2 separate regions of the Homo sapiens genome follow, and region 1 is linked to region 2. A link is a contact called in ENCODE Hi-C or POLR2A ChIA-PET data. All regions are on one chromosome and are shown on one strand. The core of a region is the stretch at or near the end of the contact, and the rest is flanking DNA. Distances in the headings are between cores, read along the strand shown. Region 1 overlaps DNAAF5 (dynein axonemal assembly factor 5). Region 2 overlaps LOC116435278 (a long non-coding RNA gene).

Region 1 (3,824 bases), core at 111-2,610, 330 kb before region 2:
CACAGAAAAGCAGCAGAAAATTTTAACCCCCCAAAATCACGTTTTTCCATATGAAAACCTATTTGGTCAGGCATGGTGGCTCATGCCTATAATCCCAGCACTTTGGGAGGCCAAGGAGGGAGGATCACCTGAGGTCCAGAGTTTGAGACCAGCCTGGTCAACATGGTGAAACCCCATCTCCACTAAAAATACAAAAATTACCCTAGCATGGTGGCATATACCTGTAGTCCCATCTACTTGGGAGGCTGAGGCAGGAGAATCACTTGAACCTGGGAGGTGGAGGTTGCAGTGAGCCGAGATCGTGCCACTGCACTCCAGCCTGGGTGACAAAGTGAGACTATGTCTCAAAAAAACAAAAACAAAAACAAAACCTGGACGTGGTGGCTCACGCCTATAATTCCAGCACTTTGGAAAGCCAAGATGGGTGACCTGAGGTCACCTGAGGTCGGGAGTTCGAGACCAGCCTGACCAACATGGAGAAAAATCCCATCTCTACTAAAAATACAAAATTAGCTGGGCGTGGTGGTGGGCGCCTGTAATCCCAGCTGCTTGACTGCTTGAACCCGTGAGGCGGAAGTTGCGGTGAGCTGAGATCGCACTATTGCACTCCAGCCTGGGCACCAAGAGCAAAACTCCATCTCAAAAACAAAACAACCTTCCATTTTTCTTAAACTTTTCTAAATTTTTTTGAAAAATTAAAGTCAAGCAATAGTTGAAACAACGACCAAAATCAATTGTTTCAGTGAAAGAACTTCTTTAATATCTGCTTCTCAGCGTTGCAGCCCTCACCCCGCCCACACTCAGGGCCAAGCTCCTGCACCGTGGCTGCTCTCCGGTGGGCGCGAGGCTTGGGCGCCTGCACTGTGCATCCTACGCCCCAAGGGGTCCCCACTGCAGTAGGGCCGCCCCGCCTCCCTGTAAGTCTCCATGAATGACAGGGCAAGGACAGCTCTGAGAGTCCCTGCAGCGTCTCCTGCCAGGCTCAGCCTGCAGGCCCAGGAGCTGAAGGCTCAGGGTGGGGACTGGGTTGGGGCCGCAGAAGGAGGCGCTCTGGCCCCGGGCCAGTGTAGAGGGAGCGTCCACTGGCTTATCCAAGCAACTGTGAGTCACCTTGAGCCGTTGCTGGGGACCTCGCGATGTGAGCCTTCTCCCTGGCGCCGCCAGTCATCAGAGCAGGCTGCTCGGTAGTGGACTGAGACCCCCGCACCTGCCCTTGCCACACGGAGACGCAATGTACTCGCTGCTCTGGCTCGAAGTCAGGCCTCGCGGTGAGACCAGCTGGTGTCTTGGAGGGCCTCCCCACGCAGCCGGGCAGGAGGCGTTGCACCGAAGCTGCTGGGACGCCTGACTTGAGCCTCCCGCCAGAGCACGAGTCTTGGGCCAAGTGCCGCCCTGCCACGAGAACCACGCTGCTTCTGACCCAGTTTCTGACTGTTTCACCCTCTCTACATCTTAAACTGGAAACAAGACAGTGTTTCTGGCTTAAAAACAAAAAGAAAACAGCCAAATGTCCACAGGTCAAGTCCAACTCCTGGGATGGGAAAAAGAAGCACGCTGACGGGTGAGCCACTTGCTGTCAAGAATGTTCAAACCTGACGCCTGGGCCACGTGTCTGCCTTCCCAGCATGAGCGCTCCTGCTTGCAGCACGGACACTTCTGCCCGGGCCACCCATCTGCCTTCCCAGCATGAGCGCTCCTGCTCGAGGTAGGCGTGGACACTTCCGCCTGGGCCACGTGTCTGCCCTCCCAGCACTAGCGCTCCTGCTTGCAGCACGGACACTTCCACTGGACCACTTGTCTGCCCTCCCAGCGCGAGCTCCTGCTCGCTGCACGGACACTTCCGCCCGGACCACGTGTCTGCCCTCCCAGCCGGAGCGCCCACTCGCAGCACAGACACTTCCGCCCGGACCACGTGTCTTCCCTCCCAGTGTGAGCTGCGGCTCACAGCACAGACACTTCCGCCAGGATCACGTGTCTGCCCTCCCAGCGAGAGCTCCTGCTCGCAGCACGGACACTTCCGCCCAGACCACGTGTCTCCCCTCCCAGCGCTAGCTCCTCCTCGCAGCACGGACACTTCCGCCCTGATCACGTGTCTCCCCTCCCAGTGCGAGCTCCTGCTGCAGCATGGACACTTCCGCCTGGACCACGTGTCTGCGCTCCCAGCCGCGAGCGCTCGCAGCATGGACACTTCCGCCCAGATCACCTGTCTCCGCTCCCAGCGCGAGCTCCCGCTCGCTGCACGGACACTTCCGCCCGGACCACGTGTCTGCCCTCCCAGCGCCAGCTCCTGCTCGCTGCAAGGACACTTCCGCCCGGGCCACGTGTCTACCTTCCAAGCACGAGCGCTCCTGCTGGCGGACACTTCTGCCCGGAGCCACGTGTCCGCCCTCCCAGCACTAGCGCTCCTGCTTGCAGCAGGGACACTTCCACCGGACCATGTGTCTGCCCTCCCAGCGTGAGCTCCTGCTCGCAGCAGGGACACTTCCACCCGGACCACGTGTCTGCCCTCCCAGCGGGAGCTCCTGCTGGCAGCACGGACACTTCCGCCCGGATCACGTGTCTCCCCTCCCAGCGCCAGCTCCGCCTCGCAGCACGGACACTTCCGCCCTGATCACGTGTCTCCCCTCCCAGTGCGAGTTCCTGCTTGCAGCACGGACACTTCTGCACTGGCTTCACTTTCCCTCCATATCACACCACACCTGTCTTCCCATTTTGCTATAAAGGCTTAGGATAATTGTTTTTAATGGTTGCCAGAGCATTTCTTCTATGGAAATATCATTATGTATTTAACTTCGTATGAGGTATTTGGGTCACTTACAATTTCTATTAAATTATGCCCCGATGCATATTTTTGGGTGCATAGCTTTTTCCATAATTAGAATTGGAAGGATAGATTCTCATGAATGTGATTGCTGGATGAAAGGAGTGAAGACATTGGCAATTCCAGATGCGCAGCGTCCCACGGCTTTCCAAAAGCACCTTGGCACTCCCAGCTCAGCCACCCTAGGCAGCAGCTATTTCACTTAATTGGATAAATGAAGAAATGGGACCCTACAGTCTTTTTTTTTTTTTTTTTTGAGACCGAGTCTCGCTCTGTCGCCTAGGCTGGAGGGCAGTGGCACAGTCTCGGCTCACTGCAAGCCCCGTCTCCTGGGTTCACGCCATTGTCCTGCCTCAGCCTCCCGAGTAGCTGGGACCACAAGCGCCCGCCACCGCACCCAGCTAATTTTTTGTATTTTTAGTAGAGACGGGGTTTCATCATGTTAGCCAGGATGGTCTCGATCTCCTGACATCGGGATCTGCCTGCCTCGGCCTCCCAAAGTGCTGGGATTACAGGCGTGAGCCACCACGCCCAGCGGGACCCTACAGTCTTTAATTCATATTTCCTCATCACTAGAAGGGCTGGATAGTTCCCACTCTATTTGCTTATTAGTTGTATTAATTCTTTTTTATAAAATGTGGATATTTTGCCTGTTTGTTTGGGAGTTAATGCTTTTTGTTTTTTGGAATCATGGTCTCTCTCTGTTGTCCGGGCTGGAGTGCAGTGGTACAATCACAGCTCCCTGAAGCCTCAATTTCTGAGCTCACGTGAGCCTCCTTGCCTCAGCCTCTATCATCAGAGCAGGCTGCTCGGTTATGGACTCAGAGTGCTGAGATTATAGGCGTGAGCCACCGTGCCCAACTCTTAATGCTTTTGTTCTCATTTTGTGTCAGCTTTATGTAACAAAGATCTCACACTGTCATCCTTATTGCAAATATTTTCCTAAGTCTATGTTCCTTTTATTTTGGTTCAAATGTATATAGTCAAATCAATGTCTTTGTAG
Region 2 (3,673 bases), core at 435-2,934:
GGCTCTGAGTGGGTGCAGTGGAGGCCCCAGGTCAGAGAGAGGCAGAGACCCCCAGGCTGGAGATAGAGATGGGAGGGCCTGGATGGGGCAGGGTGGGGCCTTGGGGAGGGGTCGCCGTGGTGCACAGTGTGGGGCCCTCGGTCGGTGCACCCTGGGCTGCCTGAGGCCTGGAGGTGGGCACCGGGGTGGATCTGGCCTCTGGTTCTGTTGTGTCCACTGGGCCACATGGCCTGGGCAAGCCAGGGTCTCCAGGGGCTGGGGAGGTCCCCCTCACCCACTCTCAGGCACGGCCCCCGACTGGAGCAGGCCATGGTGGCAGAAAAGGGCGTCCACACCCTCAGATTATAGGGACTTGCATGGCAGCAGGCTCCCCGCAGACCACTGAGGGTGCTGAGACCCGGGTAGGTGGGAGAAGCTGTCCAAGCGCAGGAGGTTACGTGGTCCGGGCCACGCCAGGCCCCACCCCGGGTGCTGCTGCCTCCGGCCTTATTTCCCTCCGGCCGATCTCGGTGGTTGTGGGCGGCATCATCGCACGGACGTGCACGGGGGCCTCCAGGGCCTCACACTCCAGACGTGACCAGCAGAGACGGTTCCTGCAGCCTTGGCCCTCGGATGCCTGTGCCGGGAACAGGTGGCTTAGTGGGGCCTGGCTGTGGCCTCCTCTGCGTCCAGGCCTCCTGCCGCCCCCGCCCCTTGGCCCTCATTCTGGGGGGCGTGGGCCAAGCTCCCTGTGATCACCTCTAATGGGCAGCCCCTCCTGGAGCCCTTTCATCTGATCCACAGAGTGTTTCACAAACACTGACTCATTCACCTCCCACGGCCTCAGAGGTAACTTGGTCCATTTGGTAGGAGGGAGACTGAGCCACCTCATTGTTCAAGATTTATTGCTGGGCCACCCAGCAACTCATCCCGGCCTCTTCCCCTCGAGACCCCAGATGTAGGAATTTGGCCAGAGAAGCAAGGGGGGCGGCCCTCCCAGAGGGCCAGGTGGACGGGCCAGGCCAGGCTCTGAGCTGAGACAGCTCCTCTGTGCGTGCGGCTGCCTCTGAGCCAACGGGGCGGGGCTGCTGTTCCACACCCGGCTGTGTCCGTGCCAGACGCTTGCTCACTCATGTCCCTTTGTGTGTGCACAGCTGAATCCTCACCCGAGTCACACAAGTCTTCCAAGTAAGTTCCGTTCTTCCCCCTTCTACAGGCAAGGACACAGAGCTTCGCAGAATTCAGCTCTTTCGGCCCAGGTAGCGCAGAGACTAAGCCTGGGAGCTACCGAGATCAGGCCTCTCTGGCCCCCAGAGTCGTGCTTCTCATTTCGCGTACGCCGTCACCACAGAGCGGCATCTTGTTTACGAACTGCCAAGCATGAGGTTAGGGTGTGTAGTCAGGATCCACGGGGAACAGGCATAAGCCGAGGAGTGAAATGGGATTGTCCAAAGAGGAAGGTGATTGTAATTGCTGAATATTATAGTTCCTTCCTCTCAGTTTCCATCTCAGCTAAACTGTAATCAGACTTCGTTACAGCTTAGACAGTGTTTAAAGGGAAACGCACGGGGCCAGCGATCCCTGTGCCTGTTAGTTCCTGCTTTGGGACCTCCTGCGAGCCGAACGGGCCTTTCTGAGCTGGGGAGCATGCCCGTTCTCACCTGCCCACCTGCGTCTGCTTTGATAACCCGGACATTATCCCGGCTCTCCCCGCGCCCGCCTGTCAGTCAAGCCCTTTGTGAAGTCACTTTCGTTTAGACACTTCTCCTGCTCCGACTCAGGGTAAAAACGTGTCTTCTGTGTGACATGGAGGGAGGTGGAAATTACTACGTGCATAGAAAACTGTAGGTTACACAAATAACCTGTCACCAGAGATAGGCAGCCGAGCTTTAAATCAACTCACGGCAGCCAGGGCCTTCGTGTGCCCTGGGGCCACTCGCCCTGCACGGGGAGGGGCGCATTGCAAAATTCCACCTCCCTCCGGGTGGCCGCTATGCAGAGCTTCTGTCTGAAGCTTGTTTTCCTAACAATGTTGACATTCTTCCCCGGCTCTCTTCGGCAGGTCCCTTGCCCCAGGAAGGTGGGGGACGACCCAGCCAATCTCTCCAGAGCCCGCGGCGTGCACAGCAGAGCTCAGAAGGGCCGCTTCTGAATCCTCGAGCAGCAGTGTTCGATTTTCTGTCAATGCTGACTCCAAACGGCTGCTCTTCCCCATCCGGGTGCTGCCGGTCTCCAGCCAGCATGTGCCAGACTCGGAGGGGACAGCAGCTTGAGCTCATAAAGATACAATAATAATCGTAAGGGGCATAACAGGGGTCGGGCACGGTGGCTCACGCCTGTAATCCCAGCGCTTTGGGAGGCCGAGGCGGGCGGATCACGAGGTCAGGAGATCGAGACCATCCTGGCTAACACGGCGAAACCCCGTCTCTACTAAAAATACAAAAAACAAAATCAGCCGGGCGCGGTGGCTCACGCCTGTAATCCCAGCGCTTTGGGAGGCCGAGGCGGGTGAATCACGAGGTCAGGAGATTGAGACCATCCTGGCTAACACGGTGAAACGCCATCTCTACTAAAAATACAAAAAATTAGCCGGCCGTGGTGGCGGGCGCCTGTAGTCCCAGCTACTCGGGAGGCTGAGGCAGGAGAATGGCGTGAACCCGGAAGGCGGAACTTGCAGTGAGCCGAGATCGCACCACCGCACTCCAGCCTGGACGACAGCGAGACTCTGTCTCAAAAAAAAAAAAAAATTAAAATAAAAAAATGTTTTTTGAGACAGGGTCTTGCTCTGTCACTCAGGCTGGAGTGCAGTGGTGCGATCTCAGCTCACTACAGCCTCGACCTCCCTGGCTCAAGGGATCCTCCTGCCCCGGCCTCCCGAGTAGCTGGGACTACAGGGCCTGCGGCTACACCCGGCTAATTCTTTTATTTTTTGTAGAGAAGGGTTTCCCTAAGTTGTCCATGCTGGTCTTGAACTTCTGGGCTCAAGCGATCCTCCTGCCTCAGCCTCCCAAAGTGCTGACCTCGCAGGTGTGAGCCACTGCACGCACCCCCTTCCTTCCTTTTTCCTTTCCCCTCCTTCACTCCTTGAGCTGGACGCAGCAGCATCTGAGTAACTGTGAACTGCTGTGTGCCGGGATGTCCTGCACGGCTTTTCTTGGTGGGTTTTATGGAGTCGGTGAGAAGGATAGCGGTTGTCAGGTGGATGCCCCAGCACTGCAGGATCCAGCTGAGCCCCACCCCTGGCCCAAGGAACCCCTGGGATCCAGCCCTGTGCCGCTGCCTGGGAGCAGGGCAGCCGTGGCCGGGCAGCCTGGGCGGGCGTGTTCTCCACACTTCCAGGAGGAGGCGGCTGGAGTTACTGGCCCCATCTTTAACCTGAGAGGCTTGGAGTGGTGACGTGGCTTGCCTGGGGTCACACAGCTGGAAATGACAGGGGGCGGGGAATGGGGATCTGACATGGGGTCTGTGTGGGGTCCTCTCCCCATGTCCCACCTCGCCCTGTGCTGGCAAGGCAGGCTGAGGAAGAGTCGGCTTCTATGGGGCGACAGGCTGTGCCTCAGAGACCTTCTTCTGGGTTCCCCGTGTGGCTGCTTCAGTTTGTGTCTTTGGAACGAGGGTGGGGGCACTGCAGCCTTGGGTGGGGCTCCGGAGGGCCTGAAGACTCTGGGAGGGAAGGGAGGAGGCTTCGCCCCAA

What was found. Hi-C counts contacts between places; a loop is a spot of excess contacts on that map. ChIA-PET counts read pairs that join two places held with the same protein, here RNA polymerase II (POLR2A). Pooled maps may share reads with other maps.
Region 1: a loop to region 2 is called in a map of Caco-2, with 4 times the contacts of the local background. The contact joins two enhancer-like sites. A Hi-C loop is called at or near these places in 1 of 168 maps with a recorded cell type or tissue (Caco-2) and 2 of 50 pooled maps. POLR2A ChIA-PET finds 5 or more read pairs at or near these places in 2 of 52 experiments (PC-3 and activated CD4-positive, alpha-beta T cell).

The regions. Positions count from the first base shown.
Region 1 is chr7:766,492-770,315 of GRCh38, reverse strand. All of the region lies in intron 8 of DNAAF5 (dynein axonemal assembly factor 5), which reads right to left. Among named protein-coding and RNA genes, the nearest start is that of PRKAR1B, 41 kb to the right of the region's middle. RefSeq lists enhancers at 1,635-2,162, 1,612-2,811. Within about 2 kb of position 1,360, at least 12 of the 41 ENCODE cell types and tissues checked have a DNase peak (open chromatin) inside an H3K27ac peak, as active enhancers do.
Region 2 is chr7:433,387-437,059 of GRCh38, reverse strand. All of the region lies in intron 1 of LOC116435278 (a long non-coding RNA gene), which reads right to left. Among named protein-coding and RNA genes, the nearest start is that of PDGFA, 85 kb to the left of the region's middle. RefSeq lists enhancers at 1-676, 403-1,602, 2,349-3,184, 3,185-3,673. Within about 2 kb of position 1,684, at least 4 of the 41 ENCODE cell types and tissues checked have a DNase peak (open chromatin) inside an H3K27ac peak, as active enhancers do.